2 separate regions of the Mus musculus genome follow, and region 2 is linked to region 1. A link is a loop called in an ENCODE intact Hi-C map of the cell type or tissue named here. Cell type or tissue: left cerebral cortex. All regions are shown on one strand. Each heading gives the region's core, and the rest is flanking DNA. Links, peaks and the distances in the headings are about the cores only.

Region 1 (10,498 bases), core at 3,349-7,348:
GTAGGCAGGCAGGCAGACAGACAGACAGACAGACAGACAGCAGTACCCACCATTCATTCCAACACTCAGGGGTCAAAGTAGATGGATCTCTGAGTTGATGGCCAACCTGGCTTACAGAGCGAATTCCAGGACAGCCAGAGCTGCACAGAGAAACCCTATCTTGAAAACAACAACAACCACAACCAACAACCAACAGAAGTCTTGGGGGGAAAAGAGTGAGTAGTTTTTCCTTTTCAGATTTTTAACTTTATTACAAATATCAAAATGAAAATGTGTGGGAAAAGGGGAGTTGAGACAGGAATGTGGTTCATACCTGTAATCCCAGCACTCAGGAGGCAGAGGAAAGAAGATTGCTGTAATCTCAGGTCAGTCTGGTCAGCACAAAGATTTTCAGGCTAGTCAGGACAGTTTAATAAAACTCCTCAAAAGATAGGGGTTGGTCTGACAGTTTTGTCAATTCAGTGGCTGAGGTTTCAGGAATTGCATGATTTGTATGATGCGTCTCAGGTCCCTTCCACGGAACCTTTTGAACTTAATTGACAGTGGAGAAGGCCCAGCAGCAGTGCTGAGACTCCAGCATTGAGGGTGAGCTTTAGGAGCTCCTTGGTATTCTAATATGCAGCCAACGTTAAGAAACATGACTCTGCTCAACGTGCGAGACTGTTTCCTCCCATTCCTGCCGCCAAGAACTGCTCATTTCTCATCAGAACGGCTCTTTTCCTGCTATCCAGCACTACAAAATCACTAATAGTTTCTTGCCTGTATAGGATATAAATCTGAAAATAGCTTGATGTTTATTTTGTCTTTATGTAAACAACATTCCCTGTCCAGGCAAAGGTTCATTCTGCGACATCTTTTGTCACAAAGCCATTTCAATTGTATTACAAAGTGCAATTTTACTTTTGTTATTAAAGCCTACTTTTATGGCAGCATCATTTGAATAGGTTCTGAAAATATTCCCAGGATACTATCATAACTAGGAACTCCCTTTTTTCTATCAGCAGTTATTCCTACTACCCCTGGAGCCCTTTAGTCTAGACAGCAGGCTCCAAGCTCAAAGCTATTACCGGGAGCTTTCAAGGGTATACCTTCTAAGGCTCAGTTCTGTTGATGACAAGCCAACGCTAGTCTGATTCTCATTCCTTTTAAGAGCTTTTAGACTCTTGCTTCTTCTGCTCTTCTTAGCATATTCCACAAGGTACTTTCATGCACGTTTTTTTTTTCCTGCTTAGTATGCAGTTGGCTATCTGCACATGCAGACTTCCTTTTCTTCTTCTTCTTCTTCTTCTTCTTCTTCTTCTTCTTCTTCTTCTTCTTCTTCTTCTTCTTCTTCTTCTTCCTCTTCTCCTTCTGCCTCCTCCCTCCTCCTTCTCCTCCTCCCTCCTCCTCTTCTCCTCCTCTTCTTCTCCTCCTCCTTCCTCCTCCTCTTCCTCCTCCTCTTCTTCTTCTCCTCCTCCTCCCCCCTCTTCCTCCTCCTCCTTCTATATCTGGCATTAGTTATCTATACTGTGGGTTCTCCCTTCTACCCTTCAATACCCCTTTTCTACCCATTCAACCCCCTAACACCACATAGGGGAGGAAAAAAGACAGAGGGGAAAGAGAGAGATGTTACCATTAAAAAACTTCCTGCTGTTTAGGATTGTCAAGTTCCTTGCTGGGGACTGGATAGCTAATTTCTTGTTGTTTTTTCTTTGCGCATGACTACTTAATAAACTGAGAAACCGTGACCAACAGCAATCAACAGCAACCACCCAACAACCCACCACCACCAGCAGCAACCCCATTGAGGCTCTCACATTTATACACCATCTGAAAAGTCCCCAGAATCCAAACATCACATACTTGCAGAATATCTGTGGCTGACAATCATGCCCCTATTAGAGCAAGAGGCAAATCATAGTCCACTGCTGTGGACAATCTAAAGCAACCCCATATCTCACACATGGAATTAAAATGAAAACATATTCTTATAGTACTTCTGTGTTTTTCAAAGAAACCAAAATTCTCACAACTCCTTTATCCTCTTCCTTCTGTTTTGTCTGTTGTTTTTCAAGGCAGGGACTCTCTATATAGTCCTGGAACTCCCTGTATAGACCAGGCTGGCCTTGAACTCTGAGACCTGCCTGCCTCTGCCTCCCGAGTGCTGGGATTAAAGGTGTGCTCCACCACCCCCTGCTACTCCTACTCTTTCTTATTATGCATTTCTTCCAACATCTTCTATTCTCATTTTCTAAAATTTATTTTAAAAATTTTGTCACATGAGGTGCCTCAATTTTTGTTTTTTCTCTAATCTTATAATACTGCAAATGATGCCCACATATTGAGTTTATAAGCTATAAAACATGTAAGACATGTAAAACATGTCTCTTCTAAATTGGCTCATTCCTTCCATTTCGTTCAAGACACAGCCAACTTTAGCCCTGTTGAGTTAACTTGGGTGTTACCTGTGTAGTTTACCACAAGCCAAATTCTGCTATGTAACACTGAACAAAGAAACAAAGTTCTGACCTCCTAAACCAACTTTGTAGCAGAGAAAACAAAAAACACATTAAAATCCTGCATGTCAGACATAGCTGTAGCCTGAGTGCAGGTGCAGCTTTCTAAGTAGGCACACAGCTTTCTGTTCAGACAGCGATGGAATCTTACTGTGTGGCTTGGTAGTTTTTCTGAATCTCACCCCTCATTAGGCTTCTTTTGCTCTCTTATTCTAACCCTTATAAAATATGATGTATGAAGTTATTTTGATCTTTTTCTGTAAATTCTCTGCAGCTGAACTGGATTGTTGTACTATTAACAAAAACTTTAAAAGGTTTACTTAAGAGGGAAGCCTCTTTGTTAGATTTCTGTCCCTTAAACAAACCTGAAGTTTTGTTCACCTGAAGTCTTTTTTTTTCAAATTTTTATTAGATATTTTCTTCATTTACATTTCAAATGCTATTCTGAAAGTTCCCTATACCCTCCCCTCGCCCTGCTCCCCTACCCACCCACTCCCACTTCTTGGCCCTGGCGTTCCCCTGTACTGGGGCATATAAAGTTTGCAAGACCAAGGGACCTCTCTTCCCAATGACAGCCGACTAGGCCATCTTCTGCTACATATGCAGCTAGAGACACGAGCTCTGGGGATACTGGCTAGTTCATATTCACCTGAAGTCTTTAATAGAGCTTCCACCCCCAGTTTTGTATGTGATCATTGAAGTGACCACACAGTACTTCCTGTCTAGGGCCAAAACTGAAGAGAATTTTAGCTTCATCAGAGATAGGCACAGCTGCTTATGGAACCAAAAGAGCAATGATCTTGATGATTAAAAAATCTGAAAGGGTTTCTACCTTCAAACTATAAAATAATACCATTTCTAGACTCTCCTCTGGAATGTTCTGAGTATTATATGACCAAATTATTGGCTTTTATAGCATGATCATTACTAGGTTTGCCCAGATGATATAAAATGCAACTGTTTGTTTTGAATGATTAAAAAACTTGTTTGTAGAAAATGGGAAAATACACTATCTTGGCTCAGGCTGCTGTACTGCCAGACTACAGATCAGAAAGCTTAAACACTAGGAATTTGTTTTCTTACAGCTCTGACACATTCAAACCATTAGGGGCTGGAGAGAGAGCTCAACTATTAAGAACATAATTGCTTTGCAGAAAGCCAGAGTTGGGTTCCAGGAACAGAGACTGGGGAGCTCCCAACTGCCTCTAACTTCTGTTCCAGGATTCTTCTATAACCTCTGTGGTTTCTGTATGTATCTGCACTCACACACTCATTTCTGCCCCATAACCTCTGTGGTTTCTGTATGTATCTGCACTCATGTACTCATTTCTGCCCCTCACACCCGGTACACGAGAGACCAAAAATAATTGTTCAAAATACATTAAATACAAACCAATGTAAATTTGAAATCTGGTGTTTTTGTTCTGCAACCATTGAAAAAACAATATAAATGAAAAAATTCCCTACAAATTAAAACAAAGACCTAATGGGAAAAGATGTATAAAGGGATAGTGGTATAAATATTAGAAAAAGCATAGTCTTATACATCACATTGCAAAAAACCACAGCTTTCCTCTTAGACAGAATAAGAAGACATTATTCTGGAGCCATTTTTAGTGGCTATAGGCCAGGAACAATTTTAACTACCCCAAATTCCATGTTCCAACTGGAAGCAGTTCTGTGAAGTTTCACAGAACAAGAAATCAAGGTAAGTGTAAAATCCATTGTTATAGTTTATTAAAGCACGCCAGAGAGACAGGTACAGCAAGATGAGGGAAGTGTTACTATAGTCTCAGGGTGTTATCTTATTGCATTCTTAGCTTTTGGTTGGTGGAAGCTAGTGGCCTGTTTAGTCAATAGATTCCAAAAAGTTTTTAATCTTCTAGTCACAAGACGTTAGTTCACACATAGAGTTGGACAAATAGCTAGTGTTCTGCAGTGCTAGATCTAGCCTAGATAAGGTAATTAGCCTCTGGATGGACCTGCAGCAATCCAAGCTTCCCACTATAATGCAGTTCTAGTCAATGTCTCGGCAGACGCAGCTTCTTCTTCCCTTTCTCCTTCACAACTGTTAACACATTAAACGTAAAATGAGCTCATACTGCCATTATTTTCAAAGAGGAGAAAAACAATTTTTAAAATCCGGTGAATACACCTTTTAGATATGGAATCCTGGAGGCACGCTGAGTTCTTTCTTTTTGAGACAGGGTCTCTCTACAAAGTCCTGGCTGTCCTATGTAGATCAAACTAGACTTGAACTCATGGAGATCCACCTGCCTCTGCTTTCCCAGGGCTGAAATTAAGGCATGGGCCAATGTTCTGCCAGGATGAGTTCTTTTAAAAAATGCAGACTCCAACCAACATTCTTAAAGAGAATTTCTTTTAAAGACATAAACATACAAGTGTTTTAACTGCTCCCCTCCGCCCCCCAATAACGGAGATGGGTGAAGGCGTTGTCGGAGCAGATTAATTAATTAATTAAGGTGATTAATCGCTCTGACAGTGTCCACCCTCACCTTTTAACTTTGGATAAATACCAAGTTGGATGCACTCCCTGTGCTGACTCAAAGACACCTGGAGAGACTCAAAACATCTTTTCTGGCCCAGCCCCTTTCCCCACTAGTCTCTGCATGGCTGAGTGAGGCCTTGCCCAGTCCGGGGAATGGTGGAGCGGCGCTCTTTAAGAAGGGAGGCTGAACATGGCCAGGGGGAGCGCCAGGCGAGCGGCCGGAGCACCTAAGGTTTGTGGGAGTCTTTGGGTGGCCGCGATGCGGGGGCCGAGGCCAGATGCACCCGAGACAGTGCGAGGACGTGAGCTCAGGTAGGTTCTCGCGGCCGGACTTCCCTGAGACCCGCAGGCCTGAGGTAGAAGCCTCCCCTCTTCTGCTCCGCAATCCCAAGAGCGGGCACCGAGAACGCACCCCGAGCCCCGAGCCTAGGCCTCGTGAGGACCCGGACCGCAGCGCCGCGGCCCTGCGCATCCCTCTCCGTGGACCCGCCCCTCGCCGCGACTCCACCAATCGGCGGCCTCGTCCACGCGCCGCACCTGGTGGGCGGAGCCGCGCGTCGCCGTCGCAGCGCCCGGTCCCGCCCCCAGCGCGGCGCTCATCACTCGCTGCGCCGCCCTGCCGCCGGCGGGGAGGAGCGGAAGCCGCTGGCCGGGGACAGACTCCCGCGCCTGTGAGCCGCGGTGCAGGCAGAGCGCGCGCCGGGACCAGCCCGCGGTCGGCCCTCCCGGAGGACGGCAGCCGCTCTCCATGCCTGTGTGGTGCTGCCGCTGCTCCCTGGCCGGTCATTTCAGGTGACTTTCCCCCCGGGATGGGTCGGAGCTGGCTCTGCAGCGTGTGCTCCTCGGCCGCCGCCCGCTGGGCCGGCGCTGCTCGGAGCTCCGTGGACCCCGCTCTTTTCTTGTCCCCTCTTCTTGTTCCTGGACCGCGCGGGTCACAGGACGGCGAGAGTGGCTAGGCCGGCGGTGAGTCGGTTACATGTAAATGGTAAATTTGAAAATCTGTGAAGAGCCTCCTTTGAATTTTTGATCTTTTAAAAATCTAATAACATAAGTTACTGGCTTGAAGGGAAGTGGAGAAGAATGTGTCATGTAGTGACAGTGGGTCGTGACTTACTAAGGTATGAGTGATGTAAAGCCATGTTAGAATGGAGAAATTTAGGAAGTGGCAGTTTTATACTCAAATTATGATGAAAGTTTCTTACGGTGAGAAAAACAATAGTTTCAAAGATGAATGAACGTATGTTCTAGATTCAGAACAATTGACCAACACTTCGGGGAATTACAGAATAAGATCAAAAGTACAAGAAACTGGATGGGATGAAATGTTACGTTTAGTAAGGACTCTGGGAACTGGCTTTACATGTGTGAATGTTACAGAATAAACTGATAAAGACTTGTTTAATAGAGGCTCATAGAATTTAGGTGAAACATTAACTTGGGTGGAAAGGATATTAATATCATTTCTAAAAATACTAACATTGCTTTCTTTACTAATGTGAGCCACAAGTCACAGTATTTGTGACTGTCATCAATACAAATCACAGAGCTTATTTTATGTGATATAGATAAATGTCGTGTGTATTTAATAACCTTCACAGAAGAGGTTAAAAAAGAATGTGAGGTGCAGAGAAATCAGACTCCTGCTGTAATAGCAACGACCTAGGTCTGCCCAACCTCCTGAGTTTGTAAGGAGACTTTAAATTCTAGATCTAGAAAAGTTTTATGCCAAAGACTGCTGGATTCTATGTTCTAGACAGATTGTTGTGTATGTACACATCGTCCACTTTGAGTATTGTAAAAAGCAGGCTGGAGTGAAAATTTGAAGCCTCTTGGGGAGCTACATTTCTTTTAGAAAATAACCCTCTGAAAGTCTCCTGACACCTTTGGGGTACTGTTGAGCGGTAAGGGGAGAGCTTGGAATTCTTACTCTGAGGCTATGTGGTAAATACCATCCATCCTCTTATCTCTGTGCAGAGAAATTTAGGGGAGGGAGTGAAAAGTGTTTGCTACAGTTTAGTGTTGGGAGAGAAGAAACCGTGTTTGCTACATTATTATAGTTAAATGTATCATTAGAGACCTTTTAAGAGTCAAGCTATAAGAAGTACTGCTTCCTTGTCTTCCCCCATTCATTCAGCAGCCTCAAGTAGCATCCATGTGTGAGTGCATCTCCATAAATGTTGGCCAGGCTGATGTCCAGATGGGAAATGCCTACTGGCAGCTCTACTGCTAGGAAAATGGCATCTAACCTGATGGCCACATGCCAAGTGACATGATCATTGGGGAAGAGATGACTCTTTGAGGATCTCCTTCAGTGAGACAGGCACTAGCAAGCATGTGCCCTGGGCAGTGATCGTAGACCTGGAATGCATAGCTATTGATGAATTGCGCACTGGTACCTACTGCCAGCTTTTCTACCCTGAGCAGCTCAGCTCATCACAGGCAAGGAAGATGCTGCCTATAACTGTGCCCCTGGCAACTACACCATTGGCAAGGATATCATTAACCTTGTCTTGACAGGACTCTCAAACTGGCTGACCAGTGTACAGAGCTTCAGGGTTTCTCCTTTTTCCATGGCTTTGGCAGGGGATCAGGCTGTGAATTCATCTCCCTGCTGATGGAGTGGCTCTCTATTGGTTATGAAAAGAAGTTGAAGCTGGAGTTCTACATTACTCAACCCCCCAAAGTTTCCACTGCTGTAGTTGAGCCCTACAATTCCATCCTCACCATCCATACCACCCTGGATGGAGCACTCTGATTGTACCTTCGTGGTAGATAATGGGGCCATCTGTGACATCTGTTATAGAAATCTCAACATTGAACACCCAATTTACACTAACTTAAATAGGATGATAGGTCAGACTGTCTTCTGTCACTGCTTCCCTCAGATTTGATGGGACCTTGAATGTTGACCTGACAGAATCCCAGACCAATCTTGTGCCCTGTCCTAGAATCTACGTCCTCTGGCCACTATGCTCCTGCCATTTTTGCTTAGAAAGCCTACTACGAGGAACTTTATAGCAGAGATGACCAATGTCTGCTTTTAGTCAGCCAACTAGATAGTGATCCGTTGGCGTCGTAAATACATGGCCTACTGTACGGCAGAGATGTGGCTCCCAAAGATGTCAGTGCTGCCATTACCATTAAGACCAAGTGTACCATCCAGTTTGTGGACTTGTGCCCCACTCACTTTTAAGATTGGCATTAGTTACCAGCCTCCCACAGTGTATCTGGCCAACAGAGCTGTGTGTATGCTTAGCAACACCACAACCATTGCTGAGGCCTGGGCTTGCCTAGATCACAAGTTTGATCTTGCGAATGCAGAGCATGCCTTCATGTAGTGTTATGTTGGTGAGGGCATGGAGGAGGGGGAGTTCTCAGAGGCCCATGGGGATATGGCTGCCCTAGAGAAGGATTATGAGGAAATTGGTGTGGATTCTGTTGAGGAGAGAGGGTGAGGAAGAAGCTGAATACTAAATTAAATTTCACAAAGGTGCAACTTTTACAAGGAAGTTTATTCTGCTTCAACTCAGAACGTTGTAGTCTGGGCATACAGTTACTGACTTTAAACATGAATAATTTGTCATAGATACAAGCTGTCCATTTCACTGATGGGCTTTAAATAAAATATTCCATCTTAAAAACAAAGCAAAACAAAACAAATAGAAATCTAATAGTACTAGTTGCTATTAAGGCAGATTTTTGGTTTTGTTTTGTTTTAAGAGCTAGGAAAGGTTGGTGTCTCTTAACAACTTTGTACTATTCTGTGGTAGTGTATTGTATACTTAATGTAACTTTGTACTGTCCTAGGGTAGAGCATTAGATAGTGTAGTGTTGTACTATCCTGGGTAGTGTATTGTATGGTCAATGTAACTTTGTACTATCCTGGGTAGTGTATTTGGTACTTAGTGTAACTTTGTACTAGCTGGGGTAGTGTATTAAGTTCTCTAAATGAACAGAACTGATGGAATGGTTATTAAAGGAATGTAGTAGATTGGCTTACATGGTCCAGGTAGTTCAACAAAGGCTGCTTCAGGCTGGATAAGTGGCGAATCTGATAGTTGTTTAGTCCATAGACTATGGAGCTGGATATCTCAGCACTCCCAGGCTGGGACTGGATTCCTGAAAGATTCTGGAGAGCTGCTGCTGCTGTCTATGGTGAACACCCTGAAGGGGCTGGTTCTTTTATTTCATTTTATTTTATTTTTAAAGATTCATTTATTTATTATATGAAAGTACACTGTAGCTGTCTTCAGACACCCCAGAAGAGGGCATCTGATCTCATTATGGATGATTGTGAGCCATCATGTGGTTTCTGGGATTTGAACTTGGGACCTTTGGAAGAGCAGTCAGTGCTCTTAACCGCTGAGCCATCTCTCCAGCCGGAAGAAGCTGGTTCTAAGATCAGTGAAGGAATGTTTCGGCAACAGGATAGTACAGGAACTTGCCAGCAAAATGAAGACAAACAGACTAGAAAGCAAATTTCCTTTCATGTTCTTTTATCAGGCCTTCTAGTAGAAGGTGTGGCCCACAATTAAGATACGTTTTCATGCTTCAAATAATCTGATCTAGAAAATTCCTGAGACTAAGTCACATTGACAATAGAAATGAGCTATCAAAGGCAGGTTGGAGCCTCTCTCTCAAGGTTCCATTTATCAGCCCTCTGGGATAAACAATTTCGCCTTAGTCCTGTGAAATAACATCTGTCATTTAGAAAGCCCTAATAAACACAGCTAATATGTATGGTATTAACCCTTCCAGACATTGAAATTGTTGATGAGAGATGAAAGGTAATTTGAGGATTCTGTTTTGAAGTAATCTAAAAACAACAGCATTGAGTTCAGAGGCTACTACAGCTTTTGACTGAATGACGGGATACTGAAACTAGTTTCTAGAGATGCAGTTGGTAAATAAGGATTAGAAGTCAACATTAAGGTCTTATTTCTTTTATCCAAAAAGACCAGTGTTTGTGCTCTCTGTGTCCTTAAAATATCTGACACTATATATGACTAGATCTCTGTGTAAATTTTTTTTTTCCTGAACACAGTTTCTCTGTGTAGCCCAGGCTGTCCTAGAACTCACTCTGTGGTACACCAGGCTCACTTCAAACTCAGAGATCCACCTGTCTCTGCCTCCTGACTGCTGGGATTAAAGATGTGCATCATCAGCTCCTGGCTGAGGAAAAAAAAAGTAGAGAGGAAACAAGTTCTTCTCAGGCATCCCAAAAGAATTACAAAATCTCATCTGTAATTGTCTTTGAAGAAGCTATGTGTTGGTGTGCGTGTGCGCACGGACGCTCAATGCACTTAGAAACTATCCACCTATATTTTCTAGATGAAATCACTCTTTTTTTTTTTTTCCCCCGAGACAAGGTTTCTCTTACTGACCTTAAGCTTGCTAAGCAGACTGGACTGGCTGGCTATTGAGCCCCAGGGAGTGGACATAGTGATCAGTCTATTTGTGTGGTTTCTGGTGACTGAACTCAGGTCCTGATGCA
Region 2 (10,498 bases), core at 2,165-6,164, 55 kb before region 1:
TTCTCAGGCTAAATCTGTAAGACCAATTATTTTGTAAACTTAAAAAGGTTCCCATAAGCTCCAGGAAATCCATTCAGATCTACCTCTCATGAATCAAGTGGACCCCTGATAATCAATACCCTAAGTTTCCACCTGTTGCATATTTCAGAGGGTGGATGTGGGATCCTGAAAGGTAGCCTGTTTCTTCATTGGGCTAAGGCTTGAAACCCCAGAAACACTGAAGGGATGGTAGGTGCTTCGCTGTTCCAGGCTCTGTCACTAGTCACAGACCCTTCCCCCCCCCCCCCCCCATAGATTTGTAGCCATCAATCACATAAGGGCAATGCCCCAAGCCCCTCCACATATAGAGGATATGACCTGTGGTCACGTAAGCTCAAGACAAATCTCCATTTTAATGGGGTACCTAAAGGCCTGGAGGGCTTAGCCAATAAGCTTTCCTGCCCAGACACTCCTCCCTGCAAAAGGTATTTAACCTCAGGCCCACCCTGGGAAGTGGGGTATGGTTTTACACATCCACTTTCTGCCATGAAATAAATGCCTTAACACCATGGATTGGCTCTTTTCATCGGGATCTGCTGTGGGGACCCATGGAGAAGGCCTTGACCTATAAAGCCACTGTCTAATCTCACGTAGAAGGCCTCTCTGCTCTCTTAGCCACAACTACCACCAAGGCCAAGCCTGCTGCCTCTGTCAAGCCAAGTACTCTCCCCTTGGAACCAGCCGAAGCTACCCCTTCCCCCCGACCCCAGGCTAGATCCTGCCTACAGGCCCCCACTCTGTTCTCTGCTCTTCTCAGGCTCCCAGGGATGCCTGCGTGTCCAAGAGCCTGAGAACCAGATGGCCCCGGCCTCATCGCTGGCCTGGGGACCCCTGAACCAGCTCTGCCATGGTGCTTGTTCCTCCTCCCCAACGTCCATGTCCTGTGGCAGAGCAGACACAGGACCCACAACGCCACAGGTTCCCACCCTCCCCCTGTTCCCTGGTTTGGGGATTCTCCTCCCCCCAACCACCAAGACCATGAGCCTAAAGGCTTCAAATACATACCCAAGAAAAAGATTTGTTCCCAAACTTACTTAAACTTTATTTTCTGTCTCTAATATGTATGTATTTCAGTTTCTTGCAAAGTCCAGGCATTTTCTCAAAATCTGCTCTACCTTCACAGACACTTCTACTGCACCTGCACTTTCCTAGCCTCAGATGATTCCACAGACCCTGGGCAGCAATGAAACAGCCAGCTCTCCCGCGACTTGACCAACAGCCCGTTCCCAGTTTTCTTAGGTTCCCAAAAGACACAGTGATCACCCCAACGTCAGCAGGAAGTAATTAAAGAACACGACGACCCCATTTCTGCCCCACCATCCCTTCTTTCTAGTTCCTCATTTTTAAATTAAACTCAAATAGAGGAATGTTGGCATTTCGTCTAGGCTCTGCCTAACAGTTACCTAGCAACAGCCAGGTAGGAGCCTGCTCACTATAAGAAGGGCTGTTTGGCTTCCATCTGTGTGTCTCTATCTCAGTCTCTTTCTGTCTTTCTGTCTCTCTCCCTATGTTATCTTTCACTTCCTCTCTCTTCCTCTCTCTTTCCATCTACTCTTTCTCCTTCCCTCTCTCTCTCTTCCCCACATGTCCCTAGCCGGCCTCTTCCCTTCTTTTTTTCTTCCCCTCTCCTCTCCCTCTCTGTCCTTTTCTGTCCCCCTCCCTTCTCAGTCTCTATCCCCTTCTCCAGGTCCCAAATAAACTTCCTTTATACTAGGCATGTGCACGGCTTAACTGTTCAGGGCTACACCTTGGCAGGGCCCGCTGAGATAAAACACAACAGTAACTGATACTCAAAATTGTTTCGAGGAGTTAACGGTTCATACTGCTATAAAGCTGTGAGTGCTGGGCCCTGGGACTGGCTTGCAAGAAAAAATGGAAGAGTTTGGAGGTATGGGCTAGAGAAACTTTAACAGACTCTAAGCAGAGCTTAATAGGAAATCCCAGTGGGTCTTTGGAAGACCACAGTGCTGGTGGGAATATGAAGAGTGTAGACTGCACTGGTGAGGTTTCAGATGAGAATGACGGCCCTCTGGGAAAGTAATGACCACTTGTTCTACATACTGAGAAAGAAAGCTATTCATTCTTTTGGTTTGGGTTTTGGTTTTGGTTTTGGTTTTGGTTTTGGTTTTGCTTCACAGAGGATCACAGCTAAAAGAACCCTCAGTCTGAGTAGAGACATGGAACTTGAGACTTTTGAATCATGTTAAGACTGCTGGGGCCCTTGAAGCTGCACCCGATGTACTTTGCATGGGATGACACTGAGCTCAGGGGTGCCTGTGGCAACATGGTATAGGGTGAGTCATAAATACCTTCCACATGCTCTCAGCATCTGTAATTATTTCAAAGACTGGGAACCCAGTAGAAGGTGGAGAAAATGGGTAACTGGGGACAGGGCTTTGAAGGTTATACCTGTTTCTGGTACAGGCTGCTATTTCTGCTTCTTGGTCTGCTTCATAAAAGAAAACTCTTACAACATGCCCCACTGAGCCTTCCCTGCTATGATCTGCTGAGATGCCCTGACACAGTGAGCCAGAACAAATCATTCTCTCAGTCATTGCTTCTGCCATGTATTTTGTCTCAGTAAACAGAAAAGTAGCTAATACTTTAATGAGATAATATTTAAACTGAGTTTTAAAAGGTATGATGCGGGGGGAGGGGGCACTGGAAAGATGGTTCAGTGGTTAAGCATACTGACTGCTCTTCCAGACATCCTGAGTTCAATTCCCAGCAATCACGTGGTGGCTCGCAACCATTGGCAATGGGATCTGATGCCCTCTTCTGGTATATCTGAAGAGAGCAACAGTGAACTCATTATATAGAACAGATAAATAAATCTTTAAAAAATCTGAGACTGCCCACCTGGGGATCCATTCCATATACAGTCACCAAACACAGATGCTATTGCAGATCCCGTAAAGTGCTTGCTCACAGGAGCCTGATATGGCTGTCTCCTGAGAGGCTCTACCAGAGCCTGACAAATACTGAGGTGGATGCTCGCAGCCAACTATTGGACTGAGTGCAGGGTCCCCGATGGAGGAGTTGGAGAAGGGACTGAAGAAGCTGAGGGGGTTTGCAGCCTCATGGAGGGAGCAACAGTGTCAACTGGCCAGATGCCCTGGAGCTCCTGGGGATTGGACCAAAGAGTACACATGGAGGGACCCATGGCTTTGACTGCATATGTGACAGAGGATGGCCTTGTTGGACATCAGTGGGAGGATCAGCCCTTGGGTTTGAGGGGGTTAGGTGCCCCAGTATAGGGGAATGACAGGACAGGAAGGCAGGAGTGGGTGGGTAGGTGGGGGAGCACCCTCATAGAGGTAGGGGGAGGGGAGCAGATAGGGAGTTTCTGGAGGGGAGACCTGGAAAAGGGATAACATTTAAAATGTAAATAAAAAAATATACAATAAAAATATCTGTATTTTTTTAAGGTATGACAGGGAGGAAGGACCCTAAGGAAAAGGAAAAGTGAGGGTACCAATATATACAACACGTAAAAATATATAGAAATCAAAACTATAAAAATGAGATAAAAGAAGATCATTACATAATGATAAAGGAGTATATCTGGAAGAATAATGTTATGAATGCATATATGCTCAACATCAGTGCAACTAAGCACATAATATAAATATTGGAATATCAGGAAGGAGGTATACATTTTATTATACTAATAATAGGAGACACTGGGTATATCATCCGGATAGAGAAACTAGAAGGAAACATCAGACTGAAGCTATACTTTAAAATGAAAGGACCTAACAGGCCTATACAGACTGTTCTATTCATCAATAGCAGAATATACATTCTTAATGCACATGAAACATTCTACAGTGTAGATCTTGTTATGGTACAAAACATCTCAACAAATTTTAAAAGCTTAAGTCAATAAATTTCAATCAAAGTACCCTTTTACAATCAGAAAGCTATTAAACTAGAAATTTAAAGCAGGAGGAAAAAATGTATGAGATCTCAGGATGTAGTTCTGGAACGCAAGATTTCTGTCTCCCTCAAAACCTTCTATTGTGTAAAACAAAATGAAATAAGATTAAAAATAATTGAATGCAAAGTATATACAAGCCATACTGCTTTTAAATGCATCCATATTATTGTCACTAGAGGGAGCTCAATGTTTAATTTGTATTCTAAAGGCATGCAGCACATTGGTGATCAAAACTGCAGTTTGTATTCCAGTGCAATGTGTGTAAGAGGCTTCCAAAAATATATATAGTTATTTTCCTCAGAAAATAAAAGTGACTGAATTTAATAGTTCAGCTGCTTGTTGTGTTGGAGAAGTGTAAATGCCTTGATCTCTGTGGCGCCAGTGTCAAAATGACACAAACATGTCTTTGGATGTTCAAAGAGGTTGGCACTCTTTGCAGCAGTCACAAAATGAACAGAGGAATGGGTAAAGATCAGAGCATTGTGCAGAGCAGACAGGACAGTGACAACAGAGACAAGAGCTGGCCTGGGGTGAGCCTCCACCTTATGTCTGTATTGACATTATATGCGAACCATTCATAAACATACCACTTGAGAAAAACAAGCTAAAACCAAACAACAGAAAATCAAGGGAAATATCTGTTCGTCACCACCATTTCTACCCACAAGTTAGTAACCTTTAGACTGGAGCTGTGCTTTAAAAAGGATTAGTTGAGACATTTACAAAAAAACAAACAAACAAACAAACAAACAACAACAAACCTTTGTTAATTCGTGGAACTAAGGTGTTTTGAAAAGTACAGGGGTATTCCAGGTCTCATAAGGAGAACTTAGCTGAACGAGCCTGTAGTGAAAATTAAGAAGATAAAAGCATTGCGTATACAACCTTGAGGCCTAATGCTTAGGGGAGATACAAAGCATAAGAAAGTAACAGCCATCTCCAGGTGTGGCACCTACTTCTTATGGGGAGAGCCAGGAAACACTGTTGCTAATTTGGGTATCCTAATAGAAATGTGGACAAAGATAAAATGACAGGTTCTTGACTCTGGCAGTCACTTGGAACAGGTTATCCACCTCTTACCTACACAAATATGCTTTTGTCCTCTCTAGTCCCTCTGTTTTCCTGGACACTTGTGGGCAGGAGTGCTCACCCACCGGGACAATAATATTTACACAGTGTTGAGCAAACTTGTCCTGGTCTACAGGGAGTCCCACCACACATTAAGGTAGCCTCATCTCTTACAGAATGGCTCTAATTCTGTCAGTGACTGGATATTCTGCTGTAGAAATTAACCTTTTATTCTAATTCTTTTCTTTGGCAGAGAAGCTTGAGAAGTATTTTCTTCTCAGGAAAGGTGATATTGAACTTGAGAACAGGCATCGTGTCTTGCACAGCTCCGTCCTGCTCCTGCATGAAACTCCCTCCCGCAGACTTTCTTTGTAGCCAACACATATAGGCTTCTTCATATTTTCATTAAAATTAATTTTTTTTGGTATACAACATTGTAGAAATTCAGAGAATTCACACAGTCTTAAGAGACTTTCATGGACTTTAAAGAGAACTATATTTTAGCGTCAGCATGTTGAACTTTGACCCTTGCAATTTTGATATCCTTTAGTTACCATACATACAGCATCTTTGTGTCTTGTCTTCTATCTACCCTTTTTGATTTACTTGAATCTTCTGCAATAGAGTTAAGGGTTCTGATTTTTCTCTCATCTTTCCTTTTAACCTTTGGAAAAATCTAGTCATGCTTATCTTGGAATGAAATCTTATTTTACCAAACAAAACCCTTCAGTCTTAAAAAAGTATTTTCTTTTCTTTTTAATTTGCCTTACCGAAAAAACCCAAAATGCATCTGCTTATATTCCTTTTTTTAATTTTTTATTAATTTTATTTATTTTTTGTTTTTTTGTTTTTTTGTTTTTGTTTTTGTTTTTGTTTTCAAGACAGCGTTTCTCTGTATAACCCTGGCTATCCTGGAACTCACTCTGTAAACCAGGCTGGCCTCAAACTCAGAAATCTCTCCTGCCTCTGCCTCCCAAGTGCTGGGATTCAAGGCGTGTGCCACCACTGCCCAGCTTTATATTCTTATATTGTCTCCTCTATCTATCTTTCCTACACAGTTGTTTCTTTTTGTTTTATTTCTCCCCTTAATGTAATGAGACACAGTAATAAAATAAATAAGTTTATCAACTTCCTGAACAAGAGTTGAATCCAAATCCTACTTATGACACCATGCCAAGAGTTAAGATTCCCTGGCCACACACTGCTAAGTTATAAGGTTCTTCTCTATTATCTTCCCAGCCAGGCTTCTTTGCTGCTTGAAGGTTTTTTATTTTTTTATTAATTTTCTATGAATTTTATATCATGCACCCCAGTCCCCCTCATCTGCCAGTCCCTTCATATCTGTTCTCTGCCCTTGCAAAACGCCCCCCAAAGAAAATAAAGAACAAAAATAAAATAAAATAAAACAAAATGAACAAAACAAACAAAATCTCACTGAGGAGGCTGAAATGTGTCACAGCGTGCTGCACAGGATACTCTTTGGTCCACACATCTTTACTTGTAAATGTTCTTTGCAGTGAATCATTGGTCTGGTTTGAGGCCTCTGGCTTCTGCTACCCTATCAAAACTGGATCATCATTGGGACACCTCTTGAATATCCTGTCATTGCCATCTATCATGGAGGTCCTGCAATTTTGGACCAGCCCCTTCAAATGTTCTTGCAGTTCATAGATGAGGTAAGATGTTGGGTTGGGCAACTCAAAGCCCTGCATCTGGACCTGGGCAGTAGCTGAGTTGGTACAGCAAGCAACCAAATGCCACAGCAAGCAAGAGTCAGGGCCAGCTCTCCTACTCTCACACCCTTGGGGACCAGCTCACTTGTGCCCATGCTACCAGAGTTAGCTCTAATGTACTTACTTCCCAGGTGAGATGTGAGCCTGTTTTCCTGAGTGTTGCAGCCTACAAAGGGCAGGTCTAGGTCTCTCACTCTTATGACCTCTGGACCAGCTCTGTTGCCAGCAGCCGAGGAATGAGGTGGGGAGAGGCATCTGTCCCTCAGCCATACCACCACAAAGCGAACAAGTGGCAGGGCCAGCTGTCTTGTGCTCATGCCACCAGAGTGAGCTCTACTCTGCTGCCTAGGCTAGGTGCATGCAGGGCCCATACTCCCCAGTGCTTCAGCCATCTATTCAGAGTGCTACAGCCAGTGAGGGACAGGGCCATCGCTGCACAGCCCTTGGACATCAACATGGTCTCAGATGGCAGCAGAGATCAGGAACATCTGCAAGGCCTTTAGTGGTAATGTGAGCCATGATGTCAACACATATCACTGTTGATGCATGGCCACAGACCCAGACGTGGCTTTCAGCAGTAGCACAGGCCAAGAATTCACCATGGCCTCAGATGACAGGACAGGATACTCCCAACGGGCTATCCCTCTTCATCCTCTTCACCTGCTGACTCTCAATACTCAAAGTGTTCTGCTTTTCTTTCTATCCCATCTCTGTCATGGAACATGCTTGCATGTTGTCGTGGATCCTGCTTTGGGTGGGCCACAAGGCTGGCTGGTATCTGCTGTCTTCTGTCTACCTGCTTCATACTCTGTATTGTTTTTGTTTGTTTGTTTGATTTGTTGTTTTGTTTTCTCTCTTCCTTTCTTTCTTTTTTCTCTTTCTTTCTTTCTTTCTTTCTTTCTTTCTTTCTTTCTTTCTTTCTTTCTTTCTTTCTTTCTTTCTTTCTTTCTTTCTTTCTAGTTCTGGGTGTCCTAGAATGCACTAAACCAGACTGACCTCAAAGTCACAGAGATCTGCCCTCCTGTCTCTGTTTCCCAAGAGTCCAATCTGCAGCTTGGAGCTTGGATGTTTGTAAAGGCTCTTTTACATAGTTTTTTCTTTGTCTCACAGCAGTCTGTAAGTTACAGAATGTTACAGTCCAGTCAGAGCTGACCAAGATAACAGAACTATCAGTGACCTTAGGCAGTTAATTATCTTATATAAGAAAAAAAGCAGAAGAGAAAATACAAAGAGTGAAAAATCTTGATATGTTAACCCCATAATAGCCATTTCAGAAGCAAAAGGTATGGGGTAAGAGATATCAAACCGATATATAATTTTTTTTCCTTGTAGATGTGTAAGTATAGTCATACCAATTTGTCAGAACAGATCCCAAGGGGCTGTCACCAGGAACGGGGCTGTGACACCCATGGCAACAATAAGAGTTAGAAAACAAAACAAAGGAAACAGAATAGAATGTCATCTTTAAAACAGAGGTCACCCAGGCATAGCCAGAAATGAGCACTACACAGAAAGCACTTTAGAACAAACAAGGTCAAACAAGCCTTAACCCAGAAACCAAACCAGAGAGCCCAGCAATTCAATTTGTTAGATGAGAGTGATAGAGGGTGCCAGGAGGGAACCAGGACAGGGAAAAGCTCCAAGCAAAACCACATGATGGCTGCTGGGGAGGTTTCCAGCCCAGAACTCCAGGCCCCTGCAAGTCTAGGCAGCAACCGTGACTCCTGAACTCCTTGGCTCCTCTGTAACTCAGGAAGTTACTAGGGAGTCCCGAGGCTATCCTGTCAAGGTCAGCAGAACACCAGGGTGCTCACAACGCTTCACTCCTCAAAACAACATTGAAATGAGACAGGAATTGAATCTTTTTTTTTTTTTTTTTGGCAGTATATAGTGGTTGTTTATTTGTTTGTTTGTTTTGTTTTCTTCTTCTTTTTTTTTTTTTTTCCATTTTTTATTAGGTATTTAGCTCATTTACATTTCCAATGCTATACCAAAAGTCCCCCTTACCCACCCACCCCCACTCCCCTACCCACCCACTCCCCCCCTTTGGCCCTGGCGTTCCCCTGTACCGGGGCACACAAAGTCTGCGTGTCCAATGGGCCTCTCTTTCCAGTGATGGCCGACTAGGCCATCTTTTGATACATATGCAGCTAGAGTCAAGAGCTCAGGGGTACTGGTTAGTTCATAATGTTGTTCCACCTATAGGGTTGAAGATCCCTTTAGCTCCTTGGGTACTTTCTCTAGCTCCTCCATTGGGAGCCCTGTGATCCATCCATTTGCTGACTGTGAGCATCCACTTCTGTGTTTGCTAGGCCCCGGCATAGTCTCACAAGAGACAGCTACATCTGGGTCCTTTCGATAAAATCTTGCTAGTATATGCAATGGTGTCAGCGTTTGGATGCTGATTATGGGGTGGATCCCTGGATATGGCAGTCTCTACATGGTCCATCCTTTCATCTCAGCTCCAAACTTTGTTTCTGTAACTCCTTCCATGGGTGTTTTGTTCCCACTTCTAAGGAGGGGCATAGTGTCCACACTTCAGTCTTCATTTTTCTTGAGTTTCATGTGTTTAGGAAATTGTATCTTATATCGTGGGTATCCTAGGTTTTGGGCTAGTATTCACTTATCAGTGAGTACATATTGTGTGAGTTCCTTTGTGATTGTGTTACCTCACTCAGGATGATGCTCTCCAGGTCCATCCATTTGGCTAGGAATTTCATAAATTCATTCTTTTTAATAGCTGAGTAGTACTCCATTGTGTAGATGTACCACATTTTCTGTATCCATTCCTCTGTTGAGGGGCATCTGGGTTCTTTCCAGTTTCTGGCTATTATAAATAAGGCTGCTATGAACATAGTGGAGCATGTGTCCTTCTTACCAGTTGGGGCTTCTTCTGGATATATGCCCAGGAGAGGTATTGCTGGATCCTCCGGTAGTACTATGTCCAATTTTCTGAGGAACCGCCAGACTGATTTCCAGAGTGGTTGTACAAGCCTGCAATTCCACCAACAATGGAGGAGTGTTCCTCTTTCTCCACATCCTCGCCAGCATCTGCTGTCACCTGAATTTTTGATCTTAGCCATTCTCACTGGTGTGAGGTGGAATCTCAGGGTTGTTTTGATTTGCATTTCCCTGATGATTAAGGATGTTGAACATTTTTTCAGGTGCTTCTCTGCCATTCGGTATTCCTCAGGTGAGAATTCTTTGTTCAGTTCTGAGCCCCATTTTTTAAGGGGGTTATTTGATTTTCTGAGGTCCACCTTCTTGAGTTCTTTATATATGTTGGATATTAGTCCCCTATCTGATTTAGGATAGGTAAAGATCCTTTCCCAGTCTGTTGGTGGTCTTTTTGTCTTATAGACAGTGTCTTTTGCCTTGCAGAAACTTTGGAGTTTCATTAGGTCCCATTTGTCAATTCTCGATCTTACAGCACAAGCCATTGCTGTTCTGTTCAGGAATTTTTCCCCTGTGCCCATATCTTCAAGGCTTTTCCCCACTTTCTCCTCTATAAGTTTCAGTGTCTCTGGTTTTATGTGAAGTTCCTTGATCCACTTAGATTTGACCTTAGTACAAGGAGATAAGTATGGATCGATTCGCATTCTTCTATATGATAACAACCAGTTGTGCCAGCACCAATTGTTGAAAATGCTGTCTTTCTTCCACTGGATGGTTTTGGCTCCCTTGTCGAAGATCAAGTGACCATAGGTGTGTGGGTTCA

What was found. Peaks named below come from ENCODE experiments on the same cell type or tissue, not always from the same donor. Only the 100,000 strongest peaks of a DNase experiment are listed, where the experiment ranks them.
Region 2: a loop joins it to region 1, with 3 times the contacts of the local background. A loop is called at or near these places in 6 of 42 quality-filtered maps.

The regions. Positions count from the first base shown.
Region 1 is chr4:16,008,985-16,019,482 of GRCm38, reverse strand. Osgin2 (oxidative stress induced growth inhibitor family member 2) reads left to right here and starts at 5,595. Exons shown (of 6, transcript NM_145950.5): 1 at 5,595-5,796. The coding sequence starts at 5,753. In left cerebral cortex, for the core only: a CTCF peak has its summit at 5,627; DNase peaks (open chromatin) are centred at 4,831, 5,535 and 7,329; H3K4me3 peaks cover 2,434 bases; H3K27ac peaks cover 1,077 bases.
Region 2 is chr4:16,063,179-16,073,676 of GRCm38, reverse strand. No RefSeq gene overlaps it. Among named protein-coding and RNA genes, the nearest start is that of Osgin2, 55 kb to the right of the region's middle. In left cerebral cortex, for the core only: a CTCF peak has its summit at 4,150 (motif pointing right); a DNase peak (open chromatin) is centred at 4,142.